Linked DNA regions of Homo sapiens: region 1 is linked to region 2. Evidence: read pairs that join two places in POLR2A ChIA-PET (ENCODE). Cell type or tissue: PC-9. All regions are shown on one strand. Links, peaks and the distances in the headings refer to the core of each region. The heading gives the core; the rest is flanking DNA.

Region 1 (15,120 bases), core at 7,990-10,489, 270 kb after region 2:
TGTCCTGAATTCAATTTAGTGGGCCTAACCAATATTTCCCAGCAATAGAAAAATACCATTATGCATCACAGTTAGGAAGGATAAGTACTGAATCACAAACCCTTTCATTCAGTTATATATGCTGGCTAATGAAAAAAATTTATTTGTTGCTGTGGGTCATGGTCAAAAGAGTTTGAAGATCATATTTCTAAATGCTTTTGACATTCTACTCATTAAAACTCAGTATAATTTCAATATGGGAAATGAGACCAGAGAGAAGAAAACAACAGCATCTGAATTGGAAGGGGTTTTCCCACAGGTTAAAGGAATGAAAGGAGCCTTAGCTTTGCAGCAAAGTTGCTGTGTGACATGCAGCAGGTCGTGTGTCTTTGAGCCTCCTTTCCACATTTCTAAAATGAGGGGCTCAACCGGATGATCTTTGGTGTTCTCACTAACACGGATACTCAGGATCTAGTCCCTTCCTGAAGTGTTGGCACACGCGCATACCCACCTGCTTTGATATCTTTGAGTCCTAGCCTCATGAGTGGTTCAGAGCACAGGGAACCTCCCCAATTGGGTACAGAGGGAGAGCACGCAAGAGGCCACCCATGGGAGCTCATTCTTTCTGCTGGCATGGGAGAGAACATCTGCCTGGCACCAAGGGTATCCCACAGGGAAGCTGCACTGCCTGGCAGGGGTTGGGGGAGGGCAAGGTTGGCAGGGAGAATCCAGCAGGGCTCAGGACTAGGAGTGGCTCCGAGTGGAGCTGAGGGTAGGGAATGGAGGTGGAGGAGGGCAGCAGGTGTCATTGAGAGAGTGCGAGTGGGCAGCACAGAGGTCCATGGGTTTGTTTTCCTCTGCCCTTGGCAAAAGTGGAGGTGCTTTGGAAGGAACTGGGCAGGGTGAAAAGCAGCGCCCCCTGGAAAGACACAGAAGCCGTGGTTACTTGGATGCCAAAGGAAGCTGTTGGTTTTTTTTTTCTAAAAAATCACAGTGGTCCCTTAGGTTAGAGTCTTGGTAAAAATTTTTTCCACCATTCCCTCAATCCCTCACCCTACACACGCCCGACCCGGTGGTACCCTGCCTTTCCACACATTTTTCTTTGAACCCTGCAATCTTTCTCTCTCGTCATTTCATGCCCTTCTTTCCTTATATACTCTGCTCACAACTCAAGTCTTCTGTGATACTTCCTTTAATTTTGCCTCTCTGTACCTCGATTCCAGATGTCAAGGAGGCTGTGTGGCCTAACACACCATTTTTATTTGCTCTCGAGCTTGGTAGTCAATCCATCTTTTCTACCAGATGACTTTAAGGAAAACAGAATGGAGCCCCAAATTTTCCCTTAAGAGATGGAAGATAAAATATGGTTTCAAATAAGAATACAGGCAAAATATCTTACAAAAATGGGTGCCAATAGAAAGCATTCAGATACTCCCATGAGAAATAAAAAAGGTAATAGAGTATTAATAGTAGCTAATACTTGAGTGATTACTATAGGTAAGGCACTCTTGAAAGTGTTTCAAGTATATCAAAACACTTAATTTTAGAACTGTGAAGTGGATTCTACTTGTGTCTTTATTTTGTAGGAGAAGAGACTTGTACACAGAGAGGCTGGGCAACTTGTACATGGTTGCACAGATGTCCAGAGGCAGTGCTGAGATGTGAACACAGGAAGACTGGATTCAGCATCTGTGCTACTAACCAGGACACTATGAAGTCTCTCATACCTGTGGTACTAGGAAAATCAGAGAAAATTTCAAGGAGGGTGGGGCATTAGAAGCTGACTATGGAGGAACCGGTAGGAGTTGGATGTTTGGAAATAGAGGGCAGGGCATTGCAGGTAGAGAATGGGAGTGTATTCTGGATGCCAACACATCTGTGGCGGTCCTAAGATCAGGAATAGATGGTCTGTATCTTCAGTATGACTTAATGTTTCTGAGTGTAAGACTTAATCTCCATTTGAAAAAGGATAAAAAGAAGGAAAAAAAATAAAAGCTATTACGTTTCTGATTTGATTTTCAATTTGACAATATAATCTATACATTATGTTTACATTTGATTTTCCTAGTTTTTCTTTTTCTTTTTTTCCCCTCAAGATGCTCAGCTGCAAAATGCAAGAATTTGGGAAGATTTGAGCAAAGGACAGGAAAGAACAATATATTCTGGGAATGCAGGATTTCTTCCTTTGGACCTGCTTCCAGTGGAAATCCCCATGAAGATCCTCTCTTCCATCTGTCTGCTGAAACACAAAGAGAAATGCCATGAAATGAGAGTGAGGGAGAGGTTTTTTAAACATTGAAGATGCCTGAAAGCAGAGAGTCTTGTAGGGCTTAAGAGAGACTTTCATCTCCCTGATTTATTTCTCAAGGGAGTGTTAACTGCCCCCAGATTTAATATCACCCCTGAGTGACTGGGAGGCAGCAACTGGTAAAACTATTTTCACTGTCTCAAAAGCCTCCCTGAAGCACCAAGAGGCCAATTCCTCAAAAGAAGACATGCAAATGGCTTTAGAAACTGCAGAGCAGCCAGGAGGCAGCAGCTTATTTGCCTAAAAAAGAAAAAAAAAATCATGCTAGAATCACAGGTGTATTTTACAAGCTTTAAGTTGATTCCTCATAAGGGCAAAGTCTGACTGCTTCTCAGATATCAAAGTTGTGTTCCATGCAGAGTGGCCCCTTAAAAACTTATGTTGTGTTTATCAGTGACTGCAGGTTCAGAGCTGTGGTCAGCAATTGCCTAATTACTCTTGCGTGGCTCCTTTTGCTCCCTCCCTTCCGGGTGCTGCAGCCAGGAGTTACAACCCTGATGGTTCCAGGCTGTTTCTTGAGCATTTATGTGTTTCCCTTAACTGGAAATATTACACGGTGCGGCCGCCTCCCTTCTGGGGCTGGAATAGAAGCTATTTTATAAGCTTGTCTCATCCTCTGAAGTACCCTTTCCCCTGACCCTTCCCACACTCAGTCCCCCGCCCTGGAAGGCACAATCCCTTCCTCTGAGTCTTCCTCTCACACCCAGAGTCATACAGGATGAATACCTAGCCCCCAGGTGAGCTTTCTTCTTCTAAAGAATCTCTTGAACTTTAAGTATAAGACCTATTTAATTCAATCCTCAAGTTTAATAGAAGTGGCCAGCCCCCAGCTCCAGGTTTACACGAATCCCGAGACAGTAGAAATGTATCTTTTAATTGACCAAGAGTAAAATTCTGAGCTCCTGTAAGGCAATTCCTTTCAAAAAGCACATGGTGGGCTGGGACCTGGGCACCACAGCTTTGCCATTCCAGGAGACAGGCAACTAGCAGCCAAGCCTTCCAGGAAAGCATCAGGGGCTCTGACCCAGAGCTGGGACCCCGGCTGAGAAGTGGCCAAGAGCTGCTTTCTGGGAATTCTTTGCAAATCTTCCCTGCCATTCCCCCTGCAGCTGTTGGGACACAAGCATCTGCCTGGGCACTGGGGGGCCTTGTTTTGTGCTTGGTTGACATTTATCTTCCTGCTTACATGGCAGAGGTTAAATGGAGTGAAGCCAGGAACAGCTTCACCCTGGTAACTGCCAACCAATGACTTCAGTCTCTCTATGGTCAAATCATCGCCCCACCCAGCAAAGAAGCTCGTGGAAACCTCTGCTCCCTTCCAAGACACTTTTAATTTTTCTTCTTCTTTTTCATGCAGATGAGCAGTGGTGAAAAATAATTCTTCCTCATGAAAGTAACTTTATGTGGCTGCGTTCTGGAAAACTTGGGTGGAAGTTTGGCTCTGACCATCTTATCTATCTATGTTTCTCTTCTACCCCCACCCTGTTTTTTAAAATAATAATCTTTACTTTTATTTTTCTTGTCACTTTATTTTTAAATGGGCATTATGCAAACAGTACAAAAGCATTAACAAAATTATAAGTAAAAGGCAGGAAGAAAACATCCACAATCCTACCGCAAACCAGCCAAGTTGCTTTCAGTTTTTTTCATCCTATTCTACTGAGTGCCACATGAATATGTAACTTTACCAGCACAATTATAGCAGACATATATCTTTGCATCTACGTTTAACTGAACATTATATGGTAAATTCTTTTCCATGTTGTCACATAGAATTTACATTCATCTTTCTATTCTCTGCTAATCCAGTCCATTGGCTAAATAGAATTGGTTTAATCACTTTTCTACGCTTAATCAAGGCAAGTGGCTTTTGGCTTCTTGCTGGTATATAAAAGCACTATGGTTTTTTCCCCCTTTTGGATAATTTCCTTATGATAACTTTCTGAGAGGTTCACCTCGATTTTTGCTTTGGACACAGAGGTAAATGCTATTTTCCTATTTACAACATCTTCCATGGCCTGAGTGCTAGAAGTCTTAGTGGGAACCTTCTCCCCACATGTTGGGGGCCATGGGAGATGGAGCCAGGTGGAGGAGGGGGCACAGGCCTTTATAAAGAAGTGGAGAAAACTCACTGCACAGTTAATTAGAAAGTGCCATGAAGCAAGTCCAAACTTTATGGCTTTCCTAGAGTTGATGACGGTTCCTAACCAGGCCTGCCTGTTCTCTCGCAGGTGTGTGCAGCCTCCCAGACCATATGGTTTTTGGCTGTACCGGGCCTCATTCTTTGTTCAGCCCATGATCCTGTAACTGAATATCAGTTAATAACTTTTCATAATAATGTAGCTTGGATCAGCTTCTAGGTCCAAAAAGGGGCCCCATACGAAGCTCTGTCTTTTTCAGACTCCTGCTGCCTTGCTGGCACACCTGTAGGGAGACTTAGCCTCATGACTGGTCCCAGGGCGATAGCAACAGCCTAGGCTCACAGAGGGCTAGCCGAGGGTTCAACAGGTGGGAGGCCAGGGCACAGAGCTTATTCTTCAGCAATTTGTCTCTCTTGGGATCTGCCAGGAGGCATGGGGTCTTGTAACTTAACAAAAGGGGCCAGAGCTGCTTCTTTTTCTTTAACTAAAAAATATTTTATGGCAATTTACAACAGGCAGTCTCTGGCTTGTGTGAATTGATTTATAGGCATCCCTGAGAGGACCCAAGACTGCTTGGGATCTCAAGACTGGCTGGGCCAGCCCTGTGACCAAAGGAATTCTCTACCCTCCCTAAAAGTTGTGGGATTTCCCACAACCGTCTCCACCCCTACTACTTCCACCTGCTTCACCTCCTGCTTATTAAGGAACTGTCATCTTTATATATATTATTGATACATAATATTCCTATATATTTATAAGGTACATGTGATATTTTGTTACATGCATAGAACATGTAATGATCAAGAGTCACGGTATTTAGGGAATCCATCACCTCAAGCACTTATCATTTCTATGTATTGGGAACATTTCAAGTCCTCTCTTCTGGCTATGTTGAAATATGCAATACATTGCTATTAATTATAGTCATCCTACGTTGCTATCAAACATTAGAACCTGTTTATACCCATTAGCCAACCTCTTTTTATTCCCCTCTTCACCCTTCCCAGCATCTGGTATCTATCAATCATTCTACTTTACTTCCATAAGATCAACTTTATTATCTCCCAAATACGAGTGAGAACATGCAAAATTTGTCTTTCTGTGCCTGGCTTATTTCACTTATCGTAATGACATCCAGTTCCACCCATGTTTCAGCAAATGACAATATTTCATTCTTTTTTATGCCCAAATAATAATCCATTGTGTATATATACCACATATTCTTTATTCATTCGTCTGTTGATGGACACTTAGGTTGATTCCTTATCTTGGTTATTGTGGATAGTGCTGCAATAAACATGGGCCTGTAGGTATCCCTTTGATATACCGATTTTATTTCCTTTGGATCAACATCCAGTAGTGGTATGGCTGGATCTTATGGTAGTTCTATTTTTAGTTATTTGAGGAACCTCCATACTGTTTTCCATAATGGCTGCACTAATTTATATTCCCACCAACAGTGTCTAAGAGATCCTTTTTCTTGGCTGTCTTGCCAGCACCTGCTATTTTTGTCTTTTTGATAGTAGCCATTCCAACTGGGGTGAGATGATATCTCATGTGGCTCTGGTTGGCATTTTCCTGATTAGTGATGTTGAGCATTCTTTTCATGTGCCTGTTTGCCTTTTGTATGTCTTCCTGTGAGAAATGTCTACTCAGATCCTTTGTCCATTTTCTAATGGGATTATTTGATTTTTGCTATTGTGTTGTTTGAGTTCCTTGTGTATTCTGGATACTAGTCCCTTGTCAAAAAAACAGTTTGCAAATATTTCTTCCCATTCAACAGGTTGTCTCTTCCCTCTGTTGATTGTTTCCTTTGTTGTGCAGATGCTTTTTAGTTTAATACAGTCCCATTTGTCTATTTTTGTTTTTGTTACCTATATTTTTGAGCTATTGGTCATAAAACCTTTGCCTAGATCAATGTCCTGGAGAATTTTCCCTACGTTTTCTTCCAGATTTGTAATTTGGGGTTTATGTTTAAATTTTTAATCCATTTTGAGTTTTTCTTTTATGTGGTGAGAGGTAGGGCTCTAGATTCATTCTTCTACTTATAGATATTCAGTTTCCCCATCACTGTTTATTGTAGAGGGTGCCCTTTCCCTAAGTATGCCCTTGGCACCTTTTGTCAAAAATCTCTTGGCTATAAATATGTGGATTTGTTTCTGAGTTCTCTATACTCTTCCACTGGTCCTTGTGTCTGCTTTTATACCAACACCATGATGTTTTAGTTACTACAGCCTTGTAATATATTTTAAAGTCACGTAGTATGACGCCTGCAGCTTTGCTCTTTTTGCTCAGCATTGCTTTGGCTATTTTGGTTCTTTTGAAATTTTATTTGAATTTTATGATTTTTTTTCTTTTTCTGTGAAAAATGTCATTGGTATTTTGATAGGGATTGCTTTGAATCTGTAGATTGCTTTGGGTAGTATGGTCTTTTTAAAAGTATTAATTCTTCCAATCATGAACACGGGATGTTTTTCCATTTATTTGTGTCTGCTTCAATTTCTTCCATCAGTGTTCTGTAGCTTTCCTTAAAGAGTTCTTTTACCTCCTTCATTTAATTTATTCCTAGGTACTTTATTATTTTTTGTAGCTATTGTAGATGAGATTGTCTGCTTGATTTCTTTTTCAATGAGTTCATTATTGGTATATAGAAATGCTACTGATTTTTGTATGTTGATTTTGTATCCTGCAACTTTAGTGATTTTGTTTATCAGGGCTAACAGTTTCTTGGTAGAGTCTAGGTTTTTCTAAATATAAAATTATGTCATCTGCCAAGAAGGGCAATTTGATTTTCTCCTTTCCAATTTGGATGCCTTTATTTTTTTCTCCTGCCTAATTGCTCTGGTTAAGACTTCCTGTACTATGTTGAATAGGAGTGGTAAAAGTGGACATCCTTGTCTTGTTTCAGTTTTTAGAGGAAAGGCTTTCAGTTTTTCTCCATTCAGTATGATGTTACCTGTGGGTTTGCCATATATGACCTTTATTATAGGTAAAGGTATGTTCCTTCTATTGCCCAGTTCATTGAGAGTTTTTATCATGAAGGGATGTTGAATTTTATGAAATGATTTTCTTCATCTATTGAGATAATCATACGGTTTTTGTCCTTCATTCTGTTGATGTGATATATCATGTTTATTGATTTGTGTATGTTGAATCATTTTTGCATCCCTAGGATAAATTCCACCTGATCATAATGTATTATCGCTTTGATGTGCTGGTGGGTTTCATTTGTGAGTATTTTGTTGAGGATTTTTGTGTCTGTGTTCATCAGGGATATTCCTGCCACTTTTTCTGCTTGTTCTTTTTCCCTGGTGGCAATGGCCAAGGGTATGGGTGGGAGGGAGACCCTCGTGGCTATTGCCTTCCACAATCACCCTATGAGGCTTCAGACTCAGCCCAGCTATTGGAACGTGCTCATGTACCGGAGTGGCCAGGAGTCCTGGGGAGCTGGGTGTCCCTTTGATCCTATTGGAATCTGATCATCAGAATCACCAGGGAACTTTGAAAAAATACTCATGCCTCACTGCAGACCTACTGAATAGAAATGGCCGGAAATGTCCTTCAATCATTCATATAAGCAGTTATTGACAAGTGACAGTCTTCATGAACTTGTGTTTTGATCCTTCATATATGGAAAGACTCATCACATGACATGAATCAGTGTCTTTTTCTCTGCAGTTTGGCCAGGCGGTGAGGGGTGAGAAGACTTGAGCCTAGGGGTGCGCCCTTCCCAGTGTCACCAAACAAAAAAACACCTCTTGAAACTGTCTGCCAGCCAGAAAGATGAGGGGAGGCAGAAAGCATTTCAACTTGGCAGTCACCTGGGAAGGGAGGGATGGGTCTCAGCAGCAAGGGGGAAATGGGAAAAGGCACCTTGGAGCCCTGAGCAGGGAGCACAGTGACAAGAACCAAGTCCAGGGCCTGCAGGTGCCCTGGAGCTTGCCCTGGCAGGAGATCTTCACCCCTTACATGTCCTTGTCCACTCAGCTGGACCCCTGCCAACCAGACGTCTCCACACCCAAGGCCTGAATGAGGGAGGGGAGTTTGGGATTTTTCTTTTTTACTCATGCTGTGTCCCAGCATCCAGTACAGAGCTTGGCCCCGGTGAGTCAGCCTTTCTTGAATATTAAAAGCTAATATTAATTTATTTGTAATAACTTAGGAGCTGTGCTATCTTCCTATATGATCTCATTTAATCTACACAACAACCCTAGGAGGAAGACCTCTTAGTCTCCCCATCTTAACTGTGAAGCTGAGGCAGTGAGAGATCAGGGGATTTGCCCCAGGTCTCACTGCTGGTAAGAGGAGAGTTTGAATTAGAACCAAGGCCGGAGCCTGAGCTGCTCTGCTCGGTGGTCCTGCGTTCACTCAGCCGTGGCCCAGGTGGCTGGCAGGTTTTGCTGCAAGAGCCAGCCTCTAAGTCTAAAAACATCATGTATCACACAAGCATTTGTAAGTGTCCTCAGAGCCTGAATCTGATGTACGGCATTATCCCCATGGAAAAATGTCCTCATCATTTCAAACATGAAGCTTAGGGAAATTCTACTGAAGCCTGGCCAAATGGATCAAAGCTACAGCACAAGTTGAGGTTCTCAGTATTGCTTCACTCCATTCCTTTGGATGACATTCCCAAGAAATAAAGCCAAAAGAAAGCTTCGATTAGATACTGTGCTGATTCCAATAGGGACTTGGGAGACACTCAAAGCCCTCCATGATTTTTGTGCACATAGGAAAAGTTCACAGGCAGATGCCAGAGTGAGAAGATCACCCACTTCGCTCCTTTCCACATCAGGTCAAATGCATCCATTTTCCTCAGTCTCCTCTGGGCTGTGGGAGGAGACATCCTGGAGAAACCACGAACAAAGCATTGCTTAATGTAAGCCTGCTTGATGGACATGTTACGAGGGAGGGATGGCTCAGCCTTCAGAAATATTTACAGCAGGATGTGAGGGGGAGTGGCTCTGAAAGTGTGTGTGGCTGGGGGAGTAGTGATTCAGGAAGGCACTGAGCCATTCCACTGTTGGAAGGGGCAGGCTTTTGCTCCCTAAGCAACACAAGCAGAGGCAACAATGACTTCCTGGCAATACAATTTTCCTTGTATACTCACCTAAACCTCTTTCTTTATCCTACTTAACAAACACGAGTGCCTATTACTCAGTCCCTGAGTTATACACTAGCCTAAAAATGTTGAAAGAGCCATTAGTTTATGTTATGGACAAACAGAATCTTAAAATAAGAAGAGTGAGTGTGTGAGAGTGTGTGTGTGTGTCTGTGTGTGTAGGTGTGGCATGCTGGTGGGGATAATGCAGAGGGAGTGGTGATGATGTTGGGGTGTGTGTGTGTGTGTGTGTGTGTGTGAGTGCTCATGTGTGCTGTGTATGTGGTGTGATGGTGAATATTGCGAATGCCCTGGAGAAAAGATTTTTTGCTTCCACTTTGTTAAGTGAAACAGCACATTATGGTGAACAGCAAACTTCCCTCAATATGCTTCTCCTGGTACACATTCCCTGCCATAGATAAAGTCAAGCAGACATCCTAAGCTGGGGAGAGAAAATGCTAGAGGATGCAGGTTCTTGGAACTTATCGGTAGAAAGATAAGGATTGTGTTTGTGGTTGGCTCCCTATTTTATACGCAGACAGAAACAGATAGTGTCCCACTAGGGAAGTTGGTGAGGAGATATTCCTGGGAGCTGGCCAGCACATGGGCACCTGCTCTGCCCAGGTTCACCCACCAGCTTATGACTTGGCCACAGCGCTACCCCATCACCTCCAACTGGCCTAGTTGGCACTCAGCTGAGGCTGATGTTTTCTTGCCCTACTGGAGTAATAAGGTCAGCAATGACCTGCCCAGTGCAAGGTGGGGTTGTAAGGAGGGCAAACACGAGAAAGGACTAACCAATCCCATCCCCCATTGGTGGTGCCCACTCTTCTTCTGTACAGCTTTCAGTCAAGACCCAGCACCCTTGTGTCTCCCCATGGATTTCTTTTGTTTTTTTGTTAGGCTCCTGGGTCCTCAATTTCCCTCTCACTTGTTGGAATTTTTCAGAATTGAGTTTACTTTGCCACATTGTTAGGAGCAGGAAAGATTTTTACTTTTGATTATTTATTTTGTAACCAGCCACATTATCAAGTTACCTCATTTGTTCTAATTATTTGTCAGGATTCGGAGGAATTATTTGACTCTTAGCTTTTGTGATGTAATATTATGGGAAATTCTGATAATCTAGTTTATTTCCATTTTCAATGTAATTTTATATACCAAAATGTTTGTGGGTTTCCATAGTCTCTAAATTTGGAGTTGAATTTGAATTTTTATAACTTCACCAGAGTATGCCATGTGTGGAAACTTTTTCCCCAAACCATTTGTAAACCTTTGATTAGAAATCTCAAGTCTTTCTTCAGGCATCCTGTTGCTGTTCTCTCCTGGAAAAAAAAAAAAAGTTTTATTGGATTTGTCCATTCTGTCTTTGATAGGCTGGCTCATTGTGTAATTTTCTTTATCTTTTCCTGGTGAATAGTAGGCAAATATCTTGTCTTAAAATTCTCATTTATTAGTTTAGTATCTAGCTTACTGTTTATTATCTCTGTCGTCTCCATTGTTTCTTTAATTTGCTAATTTTTTAACATCTGAAAGCAATCCTTGTTCACCACAGATTGTGTTTTCTCAGATCTCAATTTTTTTGTTTTTGAGGGGGAGTCTCGCTCTGCCACCCAGGCTGGAGTGCAGTGGCATGATCTCGGCTCACGGCACCTCCGCTTGCCGGGTTCAAGGGAATTCTCCTGCCTCAGCCTGCCGAGTAGCTGGGACTACAGGCACCCGCCATCATGCCGAGTAGCTGGGACTACAGGCACCCGCCATCATGCCGAGTAGCTGGGACTACAGGCACCCGCCATCATGCCCGGCTAATTTTTGTATTTTTGTAGAGACTGGGTTTCACCATGTTGACCAGGCTGGTCTCAAACTCCTGACCTCAGTTGATCCACCCACCTTGGCCTCCCAAAGTGCTGGGATTACAGGTATGAGCCACCACACCTAGCCTCATATTTTTTAAAACGTGTTTCACTGTTTCTTAGAGGCAGAGCATGTATTTGCTCTGAATTTTAAAATTGGCCCTTGTTTTAAACAATTTTATCTTTGTGTATGTCCAGTGACTGACCTTCCTTCCTTCCTCACTCCCTTCCTTCCTCCTTCCCTCCCTTCCTTCCTTTGTTCCTTCCTCCTTCCCTTCCTTCTTCCTTCCCTCCCTCCCTTCTTCCCTCCCTCCATTCCTTCCTCCCTTCCTTTGTTCCTTGCTTTCTTCTCCACTACAGAGAAAAGTCTATGCATGTCCAATACTAAGTGTTGAGGTAGATTTTATTAGAGTTTATGTAGGTACTTGTCTGCATATTTTAGTCCCCAACTAAAGGTGAACATTCAAAGTTTATCTTTTCTCTAGTCCAATTTAATTAAACTGAGGTTCTCATTGTCTGTGAAGCCCAGCCCTGGGGCAGGGAAGTTCCTGCTCTGAGAAGCATTTCCTATGTATACCTGTTGTGACAAAACCAAGTTAACTGCTCCTATTTTCTGATTGAGGTGGATGCCCTCTTTTAATAAACAACCAAAAGAAAGCTTTGTTTTACCTGGTCCTCCAGCCCACATCAGGTGACACTGCAGCGAGGTACCCATGGTGAGCTGCCACATGTGTGGGATTTCCCAGACCTGTTTGTCCCCCAGCCCACCTTCAGTTTCTAGCTCCTTTCCCATTGACCTTGAAGGTGTATTTCAGCTTTGTTAGTGACCACAATCAGTTCCTCCTAGTTGTGTTTTTCTGTCACATACTTAACAGATCATATTTTGTAAATGGCCACATGCCATTCATTTCTGCAGCCCCTATCACAAAGGGTGTATGGTTCTCTTCCCCTTGCAAATGATCTGGCCTTTATGAACAGAATACAGTGGAAATGGCATTCATGACTTCCAGTGCCAAAACAAGAAATGCAATCTGGCTTTAGCCTGATTCTCCCTTTCTGTCTGTTTCTCCTCTGTCTTCTCTTCTTTCTTTTTTCTCTCCTTTCTGGGTGTATGCACCTTGGGAGCCCTCAGCCAACATGCAAGACCTTTGCTGCCCCAAACCACCATGCTGCAGAGACACTGGGGGAGAGACCACATAGAGAGAGGTGGAAATGCCCCAGAAGCCCCGTGGGTCTTCTCTCATGAACCATGAGACATGTGAATAGCAAGCCTCCAGATGAGTCCATACTCCAGCCTTTGAGCTTCTCCAGTGGAGCAGAGATAAGCTGATCCTGCCGAGTCTTGCCCAAATTAAGATTCATGACCAAAATAAATGATCTTGCTTGAAGTCACTAAGTTCAGGGGTGCTTGGTTGCACAGCAGTAGATAAGTGGAACACACATGGTAACTTGCAGGTGGAGGTGTCCTCAGTCTCATTCTGCTTTTATATGTGGCAAATATTTTTCACAATGTCTGGCCTTTCATGTTATCTTCCCCATTTCGTGTTGATAAAGATATTTTCTTATTTTTGTGCTTTCTTCTTCATTTTAGTAGAATTGTGGGTGAAGAGAAAATAAAAATGTGGTCTCAAATTGCCACCTTCAACAGAAACTTGTGATTTAGTTTCCAATTCACATACCATGTTATTCCATAAAACCTCATTCTTTATTTGCACGTCAGTGTCAATTAGTTTATTGGTCAGCTGTTGTCACTTAGTAAGGCCCCGCTCTGCTGGACTCTTCCTCTGACCTTGTCTGTGTGCACAGATGACATTAATTTATAATTTAGGGGGATTTCTAGGTGTTCATCTCTTTGATCAGTAAGATAAACTACTTCTAAATGTCATTAATCTATCAAGGCAGGTTGGCACAAAATAACCAGAGCAGAGTGTCGCCCAAAGAAAAGTAAAAATAATAATGCCCTCCTAATTTCATGTGGACTCAACAATTCTAAAATCATCAGGATCTGTAAACAGAATGTCAGAACCTAAAAGATTAAAATTCCTAAACAATTAGTTTTGTTAAATGGGGAATAAATCATTGATTATCTTCCACCTGGGTTGACATGATTTCAAGTGTTTAAAGTATTTCTGAACATGATGCATGCTCACAAGTGATTTTCATTGCCATCTCGTCTTGGTTGGTTTTCAGAAGTTGAACTTGGAACATTCCTCTTTCCATCTGATCCACTCTTCTTTCTTGTGTTCCCCCCCCCCCGCCCGCCAACGCCTCCTTCTAATGAAACATCTGAACAGACTGTGGACCAGTTAAGTCTTTGGGGGAAATAAACTCTTAACCATTAAGAGGAGGGTTGGGTGCGAATCATCTGGCAGGATGGAAGGGCACAGACTTTGAGGCTGGACTTGGGAATCTTGGCACTGCCACTTGCTGGCTTGTGATCTTGAGTAAGTTGCCTTTTTGGCGTGTTAGTCTCTTTATCTGAAAAACAGGCATAATTTCATGAGTTTGTTTGATAAGGCTGCCATAACAGAATACTACAGACTGCGTAGCTTAAACAACAGGAATTTATTCTTTCATGGTTTTGGGGGCTAGAAGTCCAAGGCCAAAATGTTGGTGGGGTTGTTTGCTTCTGTGGTTTCTCTCCCTGACTTGTAGATGGCTGTCTTCTCTGCGTCTTCACATGGTTTTCTCTTTGTGTTTCTGCATGCTAATCTCCTCCTCTCATAAAGACATCAGTTATGTTGGATTAGGCCCAGTGTAATAACCTAATTTTAAATAAGTACTTCTTTAAAGACCCTATATCCAAATGTAGTCACATTCTGAGGTACTGAAGGTTAGAGCTTCAATGTATTAATTTGTTGGGGGGTGGGGGAGACACACTTCAGCCCATAGCACTCATCTTTCCTAAAGGGGTGCTCTGAAATACTGCAGATAAAGTGCCTGGTACATAATAAAGATGTTAAAATATTAGCTCTCCTTCCTTTTCTCAATTTTCATTCCTTGTCCCTGGCATAGAAGGGAATGTATTTCCTTTACCTTCAATGTAATTGTTCCTCCTTTCCTTTGTGAGAAATCATGGAAAGGCAATCTGTCTTTATATTTCCCCTTTGCAAAGATCCTACATCATTAGTTTCAAATGGAATTCCAACAATTTTTCTCCTCTCTTCCGGAATGTGGACATTTTGGTTGGAACTCCAATAGTCCCCCTGAGACCAGGAGGTGACCTTGAGGTTGGAAACCCCATATAAGGTGGAGGAGTGAAAATATAGAACAAACTCAGGACATAGTTGACAGTGAATAGGTGCCTGTCAGCCTTGGATGGCCTACCTCAGAACTTTATGTTCCAAGAAAGAAGAAAAACCCTCGATATAATTTGTGCCATTGCAGTTTTAGCCAAAAGCAACTCATAATTAATGTGGAATTTGAGTTCAGTTGCCAGTTCAGTTGCCAAATTTAAGGTGCATATTAATAAACTTGTTTAATGTGTTTAAAAATAAATTAACTTCATGTCCTTCAAAGCTTAAATTCTGTGTCTTATGGATGACCACTGTGTGGGTACATGTGCATAAATCCGTGTTCCAGGAAGCAGCAGACGGAGGAGTGGGCAGAGCTGGAGTGAGCTTGCAGACAGTTGCTATGAGATAAAGTCAGACCACCAAGCAGGAGATGAAGCATGCACGGCCTAGCCGTCCATTGTAATAATTCAGTAATTATTCTAAGTGAAATGGACAGCCATTCTCT
Region 2 (15,120 bases), core at 6,624-9,123:
AGAGCATATTCAGGGATCTAACACTTCCCTACAGGAATCTGTATCCCTTACCTAGTTCTGACTTCTCCGTACCAGGAAAAGAATCTATTATTCAGTGAAGCCTCTGAAACTTATTAACATTAAGGTCCTTAATGACTGGTAACGGCATGCTTCCTTATCAAAACAAACCCTTTTATTGATAATATAAGGCTAAACCTTGATTTTTTTCTCTCTTTTTTCTGAATCTCCCCAATTTCTCTTTCTTTCTGATCACCTCTGTATCACTTTCCAATCACCTACTCACAAAGAGATTGAATAATTTTCAGCCTCTCTTGGTTTTTAGTAAACTCTCATTTGGGGTTATTTTAAGAGACAAGCAATGGTCTGAATGTATATTAAGAAGTCTAAGAAGATAGGACAGTCTCTAAATTAATTCATCTTTTAAATAAAAGAAAGCAGCAAGTCTTCTAAGGGACAAAAGAGAGGGAAAAAAGTCTAGGCTTATGCACCTGTAGCAGGCCCAGCCAATGTGTAGCTATGCTGTTGCAGAATCTTAGAATCACTAGTGTGTGCTGTACTTTGATGTTCACCTAGCTTTTGTGTGTGCTTTATTTCCCTTTCTAATTTCTCCTTAGAATCTTAGCAAAATTCTTTTGAAAAGCCCACCATATGTCAGCTGAACCAAAAGAGGGAGAAGAAAGGGAGCTTTGTGTACATTTAGATGAGAAAACAAGACTTGTGGTAAGAGTCTGATATAGCCCAGGGCTGGGATTTCTAATTTTGGGGGGTGCCAGACTCCTTTGAGAATCTTATGAAAACTACGGACTCCTTTCTTAAAAGAATGTACATATGCACAAAAGTTTGTGTCCAGTTTTAGGGAGCCAGAAGGCTCTGTAGATCCCAAGTAAAGAACCCCTCTCTTGGCAGGAGGAGAAACTGTGGGTGAAAGCTGATATTGGTTGAGGCCCTCATTCCTTCCAACCTGAATCAGTTCTTTTCTGAGATAATTTTTGTCTTGTCCCTTGGATTATTTTATTCCATCAAGATCACTGTGATTAATAGGTTACATTTATTATTTGTTAGCATGTGATCTCACTTAATCCTGCCAACAACCTCATGAGGTAATTCTATTATTTGCATTTTGTAGATGAACCTGAGATTTATCAAGGTTCAGGAACTTGTCCTCAGGTCCGACAGCAATTAATTCAAATCCAGCCCATGCCCTTAATCCCTTTGCTAAACTCGTCCATATTTTTTGTGTTCTGTTGTTTTTAAGGATGAGATTCCTTCACACATCTCAATGATAAAGAACACCAAGATGGTCCCCAGTTTTACAACCATGTACAGATGCATCCATTTCTATGAATGTCATATTCTTAACAGAGCAAGCTGTTTTCAGAATGTTCAACTGCCATTCTTTTTGACATTCTGGGCAAACCCAGCCCTGTAGGGACTCTTTTTCCAATAAGTGCTTGTCAGAGGCAAAGAAGATGATATTGTTCTCATTAGAGGACAACTGATGTCCTTCATTTCCATAACTATTATTTGAGCACCTACTGTAAGCCAAGGCCCTATGTTGGTACCTCAGTAGATCTCTCTGCTTATTGCTGACAACTCAGTGGGGGAATGGACACTGCTTAGGCAAATGTTGACCAGAATTGGTATATTTCAGACCAAAACTTCTGCAGAGTAATGGTTCAGGAGACTTAAAGTTTTCCTCCTAAATAACACGAATGGAGTGATCAGAACTTGAAGGGGAGAAGTTTATATTGCTATTGGAATGTAACCCTCATTAAGGAACAAAGAAAGATGAACTGGAGAGGGGCCTGGGCTTGAGCTTCCCTTATGGTTTTCCCATAAATTCACCATTATAGCTGGGAAAGCTATCAGCAGCCACAGCGTATTAGCCCATTTTCACGTGCTGATAAAGACATACCAGAGACTGGGCAATTTACAAAAGAAAGAGATTTAATGGACTTACAGTTCCATGTGCCTGGGGAGGCCTCACAATCACGGCAGAAGGCAAGGAGGAGCAAGTCACATCTTACATGGATAGCAGTAGGCAAAGAGAGTTCATGCAGGGAAATTCCCCTTTTTAAAACCATCAGATCTTGTGGGATTTATTTACTGTCATAGGAACAGCACAGGAAAGACCAGCATGAGAAGAACAGCATGGGGTCCTTCTGACAACATGTGGGAATTCAAGATGAGATTTGGGTGGGGACACAGCCAAACCATATCATTCCACCCCTTACCCCTCCCAAATCTCATGTCCTCACATTTCAAAACCAATGATGCCTTACCAACAGTCCCCTAAAGTCTTAACACATTTTAGCATTAACTCAAAAGTCCACAGTCTAAAGTCTCATCCAAGACAAGGCAAGTCCCTTTCACCTATGAGCCTATAAAATCAAAAGCAAGTTAGTTACTTTCTAGATACAGGGCGGGTACAGGCATTGGGTAAACACAACCATTCCAAATGGGAGAAATTGGCCAAAACAAAGGGGCTCAGGCCCATGCAAGTCCAAAATCTAGCAGGGCAGTCAAATCTTAAAGCTCCAAAATGATCTTCTTTGACTCCATGTGTCACATCCAGGTCAGGCTGATACAAGAGGTGGGCTCCCATGGCATTGGGCAGCTCTGCCATGTGGCTTTGCAGGGTATAACCTCCCTCCTGGCTACTTTCACAGGCTGGACTGGTGTTGAGTGTCTGTGGCTTTTCCAGGCACACAGTGCAAGCTGTCCGTGGATCTACCATTCTGGGGTCTGGAGGTTGGTGGCCCTCTTCTCACAGCTCCACTAGGCAGTGTCCCAGTAGCAACTCTCTGTGGGGGCTCTGACCCCACATTTCTCTTCCACACTGTCCTGGCAGAGGTTCTCCATGAGGGCCCTGCCCCTGCAGCAAACTTCTGTCTGGACATCCAGGCATTTCTATATATCTTCTGAAATCTAGGCGGAGGTTCCCAAACCCCAATTCTTGACTTCTGTGCACTTGTAGGCTCAACACCACATGGCAGCTGCTAGGGCTTGAGGCTTGCACCCTCTGAAGCCATGGTTCGAGTTCTACGTTGGCCCCTTTCAGCAATGCTGGAGTGGCTGGGAAGCAGGGCACCAAGTCCCTAGGTTGCACACAGCAGACGGACCCTGGGACCAGCCCATGAAACCATTTTTTCCTCCTAAACCTCCAGGCCTGTGATGGGAGGGGCTGCTGCAAAGGTCACTGACATGCCCTGGAGACATTTTCCCCATTGTCTTGGTGATTAACATTCTGCTCCTCATTACTTATGCAGATTTCTGTAGCTGGCTTGAATTTCTCCTCAGAAAATGGGATTTTCTTTTCTATTGCATTGTCACGCTGCAAATTTTCCAAACTTTTATGCTCTGTTTCCCTTTTAAAACTGAATGCCTTTAACAGCACCCAAGTCACATTTTGAATGCTTTGCTGCTTAGAAATTTCTTCTGCCAGATACTCTAAATCATCTCTCTTAAGTTCAAAGTTCCACAGACCTCTAGGGCAGGGGCAAAATTCTGCCAGTCTCTCTTTGCTAAAACATAACAAGAGTCACCTTTGCTCCAGTTCCCAACAAGTTCCTCATCTCCATCTGAGATCACCTCAGCCTGGATTTCATTGTCCATATCATTATCAGCATTTTGGTCAAAGCCATTCAACAAGTCTCTAGGGAGTTCCAAACTTTCCCTCATTTTCCTGTCTTCTTCTGAGCCCTCCAAACTGTTCCCACCTCTGCCTGTTACCCAGTTCCAAAGTCGCTTCCACATTTTCAGGTATCTTTTCAGCAATGCCCCACTCTATTGGTGTCAATTTACTATATTAGTCTGTTTTCACACTGCTGATAAAGACATACCCAAGACTGGGCAATTTACAAAAGAGAGAGGTTTAATGGATTTACAGTTCCATGTGGCTGGAGAGGCCTCACAATCATGGCAGAAGGCAAGGAGGAGCAAGTCACGTCCTACGTGGATGGCAGCAGGCAAAGAGAGGCCTTGTGCAGGGAAACTCCCTGTTTTAAAACCATCAGATCTTGTCAGACTTATTCACTATAATGAGAACAACACAGAAAAATGTGCCCCCATGATTCAGTTACCTCCCACTGGGTCACTCCCACAACATGTGAGAATTCAAGATGAGATTTTGGTGGGGACACAGCCAAACCATATCACATGGTGTGGCTGAATAGGACAGGTACACACCCACTTTGCAGTGTGGGCCATTAACAACTGTGGGGCATGCCATTTTATTGATAATTGTATTACACAATATAGAATTGTAAGATTTAACAGGTAAAAGGGCGATGTTAAGAATGTGTTGTGCCAGGTGTGGTGGCTGATGCCTGTAATCCCAGCACTTTAGGAGACCAAAGTAGGTGGATTGCTTGAGCCAGACAGACCAGGCTGGCCAACATGGCAAAAACTCTGTTTTTACAAAAAATACACAAAATTAGCCAGACATGGTGGTGCACGCATGTAATCCCAACTACTTGGGTTGAGCGGGGAAGATTGATTGAGCCTGGGAGGTGGAGGCTGCAGTGAGCTGAAATTGCATCACTGCATTCCAACCTGGGCAACAGGAGTGAGACTCTGTCTCAAACAATACAAACAACAACAACAAACCAGAATGAGTTGTGTAGAAGATTTTAGATTTCATTCTAGGCCAGGGCTCACCAGGTAGGATTCCTCACTTTCCTCACCTTTCCCATTTTCCAAATCCTAAGTGTGACAAAGACACATAGCACACCCTCCAGCCTTTTAGAACACACTACACACCTCTTGCACAGGGGAGAACAGGCCTGCCCTCATTGTTCTTTTAAAACAAATAATTCTTATAAGATGTTGCATCATGTCAAATATAAACACAGGAATTGTCTTGGTGCACACAAAGCACATCTGAAGAAGTGGCTTTGATGAATTGTTTTTGTTTGAAAAGTTAATACATATTTCCAGGGAGAATGAGCTATTCTAAATAGGATATTTTCTTTCATTCATACACAGTCACAAAATTCAGCAAAACTCCATGTAGGTGGTATTCATGCCATGTCACAAATGCACAAAAAGCAGGATCTTCTCCACAAATGCAGATGTTGCCTTCACTCTTCCTAGCTGACATTTGTTTTTACAGTGGTGAGAGTCAAGGATAGTGCCACCTCTCCCTGTGAACATCCTTCCCCACGAAGCTCAGGAGCCTGTGCCATTTAAATATATGTCTTGTGCCCTGAGAGTTAATGCTGGCGGTACCTTTAGGTGCAGTTATTTCCTCACTAGCTCAGAAAAACCAGAATGTAGCTTTTTCAAATAGGCAGAATGGAGCTTTTGAAAATGCAAATGTGTGTGTGCGCTTGAGACAGAGGATGGCTTATAATTAATGAATTTTGTGTATTGCTTTTTGTGTGTGGGGGGGTCAGCTCAATAAAAAACACATTGCCTTTTTTTTGTCAGTGACAGATATTCTTATCAGAAACAAGGCTCTTATCGTACTAGTTTCCCTCTGACAGAAGAACAAGGGACTGCTGTGCATGGTGCTGATGGGGAGTGCAGAACAGACACTGGGAGTGGCCAGGGGTTTCTTTAAAGACCATCTGAAAACATTGGCATATTTATTGGAATAGTCATTAAGAAGTATTTTACTTAATACTGCAGTGTGAGGTCCACTATAGGGTTAAAGTGGGGATTCCTCACTGTGGTCTGTAGTTTTTAAGGGGTAAACTTGCCAACTCTTTAGAAGAGACTGAACACCCATCACCTACTTTGTAGATGGTAAATTTAAAAAAAAAAAGCAAAAGAAACACATTTCTTTCCATGGACTTTCTGAACTTATTCATTTTTAACATAAATTTAGTATCCTCCATGAACATTCAAGAAACAATGCCAGCTGGGCACAGTGGCTCATGCCTGTAATCCCAGCACTTTGGGGACGCCAAGGCAGGCGGATTGCCTGAGGTCAGGAGTTTGAGATCAGCCTGGGAAATATGTTGAAACCCCGTCTCTAAAACACAAAAAACAAAAAATTAGCTAAAAACACAAAAAATTAGCCAGGCATGGCAGTGCACACCTGTAATCTCAGCTACTCAGGAGGCTGAGGCAGGAGAATCTCTTGAACCTGGGAGGCAGAGGTTGCAGTGAACCAAGATTGTGCCACTGCACTCCAGCCTAGGAGATAGAGCAAGACTCTGTCTCAAACGAAACAAAACAAAACAAAACAAAAAGAAACAATGCAGAAAACACTAAGTAGAAGTTTAGGGGCTCAAAAAGAGACCTCATCTCACTGAAGTAAAGGCTGAAGAGCAAGGGCCCTCTCTGTGGGGTGTGTATGTGGTGAGCAGGGGTCATGTTTCTGAGACCCTTTCTGAGCAGTTGCCTTTGTGAAATTCTTTTACCTGGTGACTAGTTTGAGGACAGTCATTGAAAAATTTAGGGCTTCTAAACAGATTCCAAAATTGACGTTGATGTTTTACTTTCTGGAATAAAAATAATTCTAGAAGGTTCTTTTTCCTGAAGGTGTAGACACATGGAAGCTCTCTGAAATGAGTTTAATTAAGGAATTAGAAGTATCCTTTGGTATGCTGAGCAGTCTGCCCAATTTTCATTTATAATGAAACCTACCTAGTTGTGTGACTTGGCCCAGCTACTTTTATTTCTCTGTGCCTCAGTGTTCTCATCTGTAAAATGGAGATGCTAATAGTATCTACTTCGTGGAATTCTGAGGATCAGATGAATTGGTGGCTATAAAGCTTGTGGCACGTAAGAAGTACATAGTTAATGCTATGTGTTAGCCCTTCTTCTTCTTCCTTCTCCTCTTCCTCCTCCTCCTGCCCCCCACCCCCACCCTTCACCTACCCATCTTCCCTACCTCTAAGCAATTATTGTCACCAGATCATGTGATCACACTGATCTTCTAGCCCGAAATAGTCTCATAATTTTCCAAAAGAAAAATTCCCTTGAAAACAGAATAACCAAAAGAAGACAGAGAAAGAACTCACGTGTAAGATTCTCCTTTAGTCTTGCTTTTCTTCAGGTCTTCTCTCCAATCTCACAAGCCTAAGGGCCAGGGCTTGTTTTCCTTGCTTTGGCCAAGGAGGTTAGCCTGGTCTGGGGAGCCTGGTCTGGAGGAAGGAGCACTGGTCCCAGAGCCTTGTTCTGGTCTTTGTTCTGTTTTACCTCTGTGCAGGGTTGCGCAAGTCATTCCACCTCCCTGAGACTCGGTTCCCTCCAGTACAAATGAGAAGATTGGACTAATCGATCTTTAGGCCTCTTCACAGTTTGGACAGCCTGGGGTTTCAGCCCCCTTTGAACCTGCAAACTGCATGTATAATTAAATATCTCCTGACTGGAAATGTCCTCTGAGCTCAGGATGGGCAATATCTAAGATTCGGGGTGTCAGTGCATTTCAGCCCTATTAACGCCTGTATTTAGGATGGGAGCTTCGTCTGTCCCAGGGCTGTGGTCATCATTCACCACCGGGAATCTATAATGACTGTGAGCCATTCCCTTTTTCTCTCCTGACCCTGACCCCAACTTCTTGGGACTTCCCCTTAGGAACAAAGCAAGAAGTGCTCAGATGAAGGCGCTGTGCTATGATGAGCAAGGCCACAGAACACTGTGACTTGGCAGAGCCGGCACGGTCAGTCAGGGAGAGTGTCACTGAAGAAAGTAAATCCATCAGCTCCCCTTATTACTATGTAAATGAATTTATCGTGACTGGGGGGCGGGGCAAGGACAGGGAGGCCTCCTGGAGTCCCAAGGGCTTCAGCCCTTCTGATTTGCTGGGAGAGCTGCAAACAGGAAGACAGCCCAGGACCACACCTATGTTTGAGAGCAGCTCCAGGGGCAGCTCTGCAGGGAGTGTGGCATGCCCTGGGGGTGTCGTCATCATTGCCATCTTAGCACTAAGTGTTTCACTGGACTCAGTCTTTCCAGCAGTGTCCTGAGAAGAGTGTCCTAAGTATGGGGTGGGACAGGGTGGGCACTGGAGAAGAGGAAGGGTTTTTTTTTTTTTTTTTTTGAGATGGAGTCTCATTCTGTTGCCCAGGCTGGAGTACAATGCCATGATCTCGGCTCACTGCAACCTCCGCCTCCCGGGTTCAAACAATTCTCCTGTCTCAGCCTCCTCAGTAGCTGGGATTACAGGTGCATACCACCACGCCCGACAAATTTTGGTATTTTTAGTAGAGATGGGGTTTCACCATATTGGTCAGGCTGGTCTCAAACTCTTGACCTCAGGTGATCCACCCACCTCGGCCTCTCAAAGTGTTGGGATTACAGGCATGAGCCACTGCGCCCAGCTAGGAAGGGGTGATTTTGGAACAGAAGTAGCATGGAGGGTAGAAAAACCATGAGGCAATGGTAGAAAAACCATGAGGGTAGAAAAACCTGGGGAGGGGAGATGCTGTTGGCAGGAGCTGATGCGGAGGCAGAGACAGATGGACATCCTGCTAAGATGGCAGTTTCTACATTGAAGTAATCAATGCCTGTGATTAGGCCTGAAGGAGTGCTTTCCGGGAGTGCTGGAGCTGTTCGTGTCCCTGGAGCTCGGGGCCCTGGCAGGGGTTTGCTCACGGTGGCTGCTCTTGCGCTCTCACATTTCTGTCTTCCTGCCCTGGCTCATGGATCTCCACGTGCCCACACCACCCCCCTCCCAACCCAGTTCTGATCATAGTTTTAGCTTGTAAGTTTGCTCAGAGACAGTTTAATTTCATTTCTTCTTACAGGCAAGGAACCTGAGGTCCAGAGATGTGAAGAGAGGTGGCTGATGTCACACAGCAGGGCAGGACTGGAACCCACGTCTATGACCACTGATTCAGTGCCAAAGGGAGAGAAGGGGGAAGGGGATTCAAATTTATTTAGAGCTTTTCTGTCCTCAGCAGAGAGAGCTCTAGTTACTTGTATATCAGCTATTTCATTCAATGTTACTCTGTGGGGTAGGTATTATCATCCCACTTTACACATGAGGGAGTTGAGATGTTGGAGAGGCAAATTAATTTGTGCTGACAAATTGTGAACCCTCATCAGATTCCAAGCCCCATCTTTGGGACCTTCACACTCATGTTCTTTCCTCTGTGCCTTGTAATACAAATGTCCAGCATTTCCATTACTCATGCAGCTGGTGAATCAAACCAACATTAAGCCTGTCCCTGGCTCTTCTCCCATCAAAACATGGCTGATCTATGCTCCATTCATTTTCCATCCTTGGGAGGTCATGAGTTTCAAACAAATTATTTGGCTTACACAGTACAGTACTGAAGTGAAATTTTGTCTTTTGTCCCTTCCAGGTATCCTAAGCAAGGGGTGTCTTCTGTCCCCAGGAGTTACTTGTCAATATTTTTGGCTGTACAATGATTGTGTGGTGGTACTGGCAATTAATATCCTGGGATTAAGGAGGCTGAACATCTTTTAATACTCTAGACAGTACTATACAATGAAAAAATATCCTAATCAGAATGTCAGTTGCACCCTGTCTGAAAAACATGGTACTTCTTTAAAATGAACGTGTCTTCCCAAAGACTGTGTTTCATTGCAGGAATTTGGGACAGAGGTAAGCCCTCTGGCTTTTGGTCTGGAGATCCTTGCTGCAGTAGGACATAGTAGATGACTGCATAGTGTTCAGAGAAGTCTGGCTCTGCTTAAATGCATCCTGTATAACGTTCCTACGTTCTCTAAGCTTCATTTCCCTATGTGTTAAATGGGGATAATTATAGCATCTGCCATACAAGGATTGTTGTATTGTTTTAATAAGTCACTATGTATGGAGGGCTTACAATAGTGCCTGGTATAATTAATCAATAGATGTTGGCTTCAATCCTATATATAATGTAATGCATTATACAGAATCATTAGGACTCCTTTGTAAAATGCTCAGTTATGTGTATTAACACTTTGAAATTCCAGGCCAGGCGTGGTGGCTCATGCCTGTAATCCCAGCACTTTGGGAGGCCGAGGAGTATAGCTCATTTGAGGTCAGGATTTTGAGACCAGCCTGGCCAACATGGTGAAACCCTGCCTCTACTAAAAACACAAAAAAATTAGCTGGGCATGGTGGCACATGCCTGTAATCCCAGCTACTCAGGAGGCTGAGGCAGGAGAATTGCTTGAACCTGGGAGACAGAGGTTGCAGTCAGCCGAGATTGTGTCACTGCACTCTAGCCTGGGCAACAGAGTGAGACTCTGTCTCAAAAAAAACAAAAACAAGAACAACAACAAAAAACACACACAAAAAAACAAAAAAGACTTTGAAATTCCTATTGTTTCTTTAAATTTGGAGTAAAAGAACCTCCCAAATTTTAGTATTCTTAAAATATCCACCAGCTATTGGAGAATAAGGGTTCTAGTAGAAGTTGAAGTGTTACAACTATATCAAATTTAAAAAAACCAGATACACCTATGAACATTTTCCCAGGCTTGAGTGATGCCTCTGGGAGTGAGTTGTCTCTTCTTATCTGGATCCTGGGATGGACACTGGTGTCCCTGGGGTAATCCATCTGCGCTCATGTCACATGCTATGGCTAGGAATAACCAGGAAATACTGGAGTGAGGATTCACACTGGCTCTTTTACATTTTCCCAAGGAGGAGGAGGAAAAGAAAGAGGAGGAGGAGGAGGATGGTTATAGTGGTTCTTACAAATCCCTCAGCTGGATGGCTGGATTTAGGGCTGGGCATTTGTGCTTTCAAGAGCCAGGTCATTCTAAAGGAATGTGAGAAGTGCATCTCTGAGGACAGAGATTAAACAGTGGGAAAATAGATAAGTGATCTGGGGGTCTGTCGACTAATTGCTAGCTAAAAGTTAACATTTCACTAGCTCCTGCTGAGAAGGTAATGGCCAGGCTTCACACATGGAGTTTTATTATGAGAAGAGAGAGTAGCAAGTGTGGGAAGATGAATTTATCATCCCTGCACACACACCACCTCAAAACACACCTGTTTTTTTCTTAAACAGCTCCTTGTTTAGCATTCTTACAAAAGGCATGATAATGTTGGAGGATCAATGTAACATACTGTAAGTGATAAGAAGTCCTAAATGTCCTAAATTTATTAAAGGCCTGTTGTGTCCTGGAAGCTGTACTAAAGCCTATGGAAGATGCAAAGAAGAACAAGGAGTGAGCCTTGGCCTCAAGAGATTTACAATATATTAAAACACCTAAGACACCAAATACGAGTGCTTTTCAGAGTGGTTCTTAGAATCACAGGTCTGTTACAAAAGGAGATTCTTAAGATCCAAAGCAGATGGGACCTAGGAATCTGCCTTTAAAACAAGCCCTCCAGGTAATTCTGATCTACCCTGTGGTTTGAGTAGCATTGGCCCAGAGCAAATGTAGGCTCTAAGCCTGGGGTATAAAGGCTTCAATTCTGTGTTATATAAGCAGTGTAGCCATATCTTGTAGGAGAGCATCAAGGCATATTTGAAAGAAGTGTGCAGCCTATAGGCCTCAAGATGAGAAATATGTGGCAGGTGTGTTTGCAAAGTGGGGGAATTAGCATTGGGAGGGAAAGAATAGCATGACCTTCGTGGTGACCAGTGGAATAAATAAATATAATCCCAATGTTTATGGAACGTCTTGTTGAGTTACTGATGTATTCATCATTAGGGTTTAAACCTAATGCTTTTTAGTGTGCTGTCAGATCAGGAGGGAAATCCAGAGGCTTGCTTCTCCACAAATATTTATCAATGGATGTTTTGGGAATTAAAACATGCCAGGAAATAGGGGCAAAGTACACAAGTGCCTGTCTTTGTGTGGGTAGGTTGTGTAGATTGGGATATTCACTGGATGGAATAGTTGGTGACCTGTATTTATTTGGGGTATTCCTGTTTGTGATGTTGAAGGCTAATTCCTAGGAGAAGAAACTGTGAAATTTGCAAAGAAGAATTTATAGAGGGCCAGTGAGCAGACAGAGGAATGATTGTGTTGGGAACAGGAGGCAGCTTGGGAAGCTCAGGAGTTGTTCTATTCCCTGGCTGTCTCCCCGGAGGACTTTCTGTGGCAGAATCCAGGGCATGTTGTCCAGCCTGGGATCAAGAGGCTAGGAAGGAGGTGTAGGAGTGTAAAGCCTAGAAGTGGACCTATGGCCGAGCAGAATGGTCCCTGCTTTCTGTGACTAAGGCAGCTCAGAGAGTGCTCAATTTAAGCCTGGAGTGGAAGTAGATGAACTTGCTGGAAAGGAGCATGATCCTCTGGTGGGGCTGCGGCAGAGTGGAAACGTGAGGACATGGAAGGAAACTGGTTCATGCTGAAAGCGCAAGTCCCGTTAACTGAATTGCAGAGAACAGTGTCTGTTAGCCTAACCTTGAACCCTGAGATGTTCCTCCACTGCTTTTATGTGACTAGCCATGGGAAAAAGGAGAAATAGAGTCGTAGGCTGGGAGAGTGATAGACTGGGGTGGAAATCTTTGGACAAATCCATTTCTTATTCTCTAGGTAGTAATGGGCCATGAGTTGAGGAGTCAATAGCAAGAACTCATAGGGGAAGACTTTGGTATGTGTTTGGGATTGTGCCTTTGGGAGTTTTTAAAATCCTGAGATGAGGGAACAGACTACTGTGAAGGCATGATGGATCCTGTGAACTGAACTTTTTACTCTGTCCTTGGGACAGTTATAAATTGAATGTTATCCTGGCTGGAAAACAAAGGACACTTAGTTTGCCCCTTTCCTGGCCCCTGATTGGGCACTTTGGCTCAAGGTAGACTGCACTATTTTTGTTTAGTAGCTTCTCCAGGCTGTTCTTTTTGTTACTGTAATAACTAGTTAAAGGTTGTGAAGCATGTTCTCCGACCTGTGTTATAACTCTTGATCCATCTGCAGGGCACTGGGTAACCTCATCCTCCTGGTCCTGGGTTTCTTTTTGGCCCCAAACAAGTGGTGAGGGGATGCTGGGCTCCATCACACCGGAGGTTCAATTTTGCATGGTGAGTAAACAAGCAGAGAAGGCTTAGAAGAGTCCCTTTTCCAGGAGTACCCCACAAGGCTGGTTTGAAGCAAGGCTGGAGCCCCAGAAAGCTGTTCTTTAGCTCCACAGTGGCAGCATGCCCTGTAGGAACCCCTCTGATCCTTTGTGACACTCTTGTTCACAGTCCTGTGAAACGGTGCTCTGTGGGAGACTCTAGTCTGCTAGGAGAGCTCCCTTATTCTCAGCACGGACAGAGGGAAACCATGAAGCAAGGGACCTAATTTATTTTTCAACAACACAACACACCAGTGCATACTCTTCCAAGTAAGTGAGTGTTAGCCCTTTCAAAGTAGCTCCAAAGTGGAGTGAAAATTCCCCCTTGTCCCTCTGTCATTTTCTCCGACTGTATTCAGTGAGGAAAAGTCTTTATGCTTGGAAGGTAAATTGATTCTCAAAGACCATCCACAGTCCTTAGGAGTCAGGTTCAGTAAAAAAAGTAGGCCTAATTGTAATATCCTAATATTATCTTCTTCATGTAAAATGGCTCTGAAAGCAATGACAACAATAATTCCAAAATGATTCCAAAAAATGGCAGCCCAGTTGAAATAATCCTTCAAGATGAATATTTTCATGATAATGTATAAGCCCCTTAGTAATGTGGCTAATCTATTTTTTAAACCTATTTCTCTCATATATATAATTCATATGCCTACTATTATTTGCCAACTAATACTAAATTTATAGTTCTCAGTGAGAATTGTTGTTTATCTAAAACAAACTGTTTCTGTATTTATAAGGTTCTTTACACAAATAAGGTGTTTAAAAAATTGGCTTTGAGCAAACAAAAATGCAGTATGATTTTACTAGAATGATTGCTTTGGTCAGCACAACTATGATGGACTAACAGCTTTTCTTCACTACATGTTGATAGAGTGAGAAGATTTAAAACAAGCATTATGTACATTAGCTGGGACACTTACTATTAGTGACAAATACTAGGAGAGAGGCTCTACTTGAACAGGCTCAAACTTAACTTAAAAATTATTTCTGCCTGTAATGGACCTTTTAGTTGTCTGAGCAATTGAGTGCTTTAAATAACCCCCATACATATCAAGGACATTCTAAATTTTTTTCCTTGGCATTTGGAAATTTCAAGTTAAGGATGCCTGCCCTTGCTCAAGTTACACACTCTTCAACTTGGGCAGTTGAGCAGAATTCAAAAGATAAGATGCGAATGAGTCTATCTATTCATGTCATCACACTTTGCTAAATTGCCAGGCTATTTGATGAAAGGATAGCTCAGTTCTCACTAAACTGCAAGTGGCTTTGGCAGATCTTTAGCTGGAATCCACTGAGGAGCTCTCATTTCTGAACACTGATTGGGAAACCAGTTGTATTTTAAAAGATTCTAACGATTTAGAAGCTCTGAGACCCCTTTAAATCTCTGTTTTGAGAGACCCATTGATTTATAGTAAAATATGAATGTAAGAGATGAACCTGTGGCATCATAACTAAGGGCGCTTGGCACTCTGGAAACTGGCTCAGAAGGTAATCAACATAGAGCTAGAGCCATAGTCTTAGTTTTTGCTGTAGTCAATCAAGCAAAGGGGAAATTTCTACTCAAAAACACATAAATAATTTTGATTTTTTCTGTATTACCTTGAAACTTCAAATGGGCTTATAAATAGGAAGAGAAAATATTGCCAGATGGGTTGTATTCAGTAGTTATTTTTAAATGAAATAAAAAATTATGGCTAAATCTATTGCCTAAAAATTGTGCTGTAAAATATGTAAATAGCCTGTATCATTAAAGCCTTTTCTTCGAGATACAAATAAATGGTTCAGAGTCCAAACTCTTCCTTAAGAGTTCAATTTACTTCTTCAAATTCCTTAAACTTGAGATAGGTTTTGCAGTTAAATACTCCTCATTTGCATGCTTAGTCAGAAGGGAGTATTATATATAGATTATATGGAATCTTAGCCTATTTACAAATAATGAATGTTACTGAAAATATTCTGTCATAGAGACACATGCGTGTGTATGTCCATCACAGCGCTATTCTCAATAGTAAAGACATGGAATCAACCTAAATGGCAATGATAGACCAGATAAAGAAAATGTGGTACAATAACACCATGAAGTACTATGCAACCACAAAAAAAAGAAGATCATGTCCTTTGAAGAAACATGGATGGAGCTGGAGGTTATTATCTTTAGCAAACTAATGCAGCAACAGGAAACCTAATACCAC

What was found. Peaks named below come from ENCODE experiments on the same cell type or tissue, not always from the same donor. Only the 100,000 strongest peaks of a DNase experiment are listed, where the experiment ranks them.
Region 1: POLR2A ChIA-PET joins it to region 2 with 10 read pairs; 2 of 35 experiments call an interaction of 5 or more read pairs at or near these places.

The regions. Positions count from the first base shown.
Region 1 is chr5:74,245,536-74,260,655 of GRCh38, reverse strand. No RefSeq gene overlaps it. Among named protein-coding and RNA genes, the nearest start is that of LINC01335, 55 kb to the left of the region's middle. In PC-9, for the core only: no CTCF peak of the experiment used is centred there; a DNase peak (open chromatin) is centred at 9,395; H3K27ac peaks cover 2,372 bases.
Region 2 is chr5:74,511,901-74,527,020 of GRCh38, reverse strand. All of the region lies in intron 2 of LINC01331 (long intergenic non-protein coding RNA 1331), which reads left to right. Among named protein-coding and RNA genes, the nearest start is that of LINC01331, 17 kb to the left of the region's middle. RefSeq lists an enhancer at 10,460-11,019. In PC-9, for the core only: no CTCF peak of the experiment used is centred there; a DNase peak (open chromatin) is centred at 7,610; H3K27ac peaks cover 1,982 bases.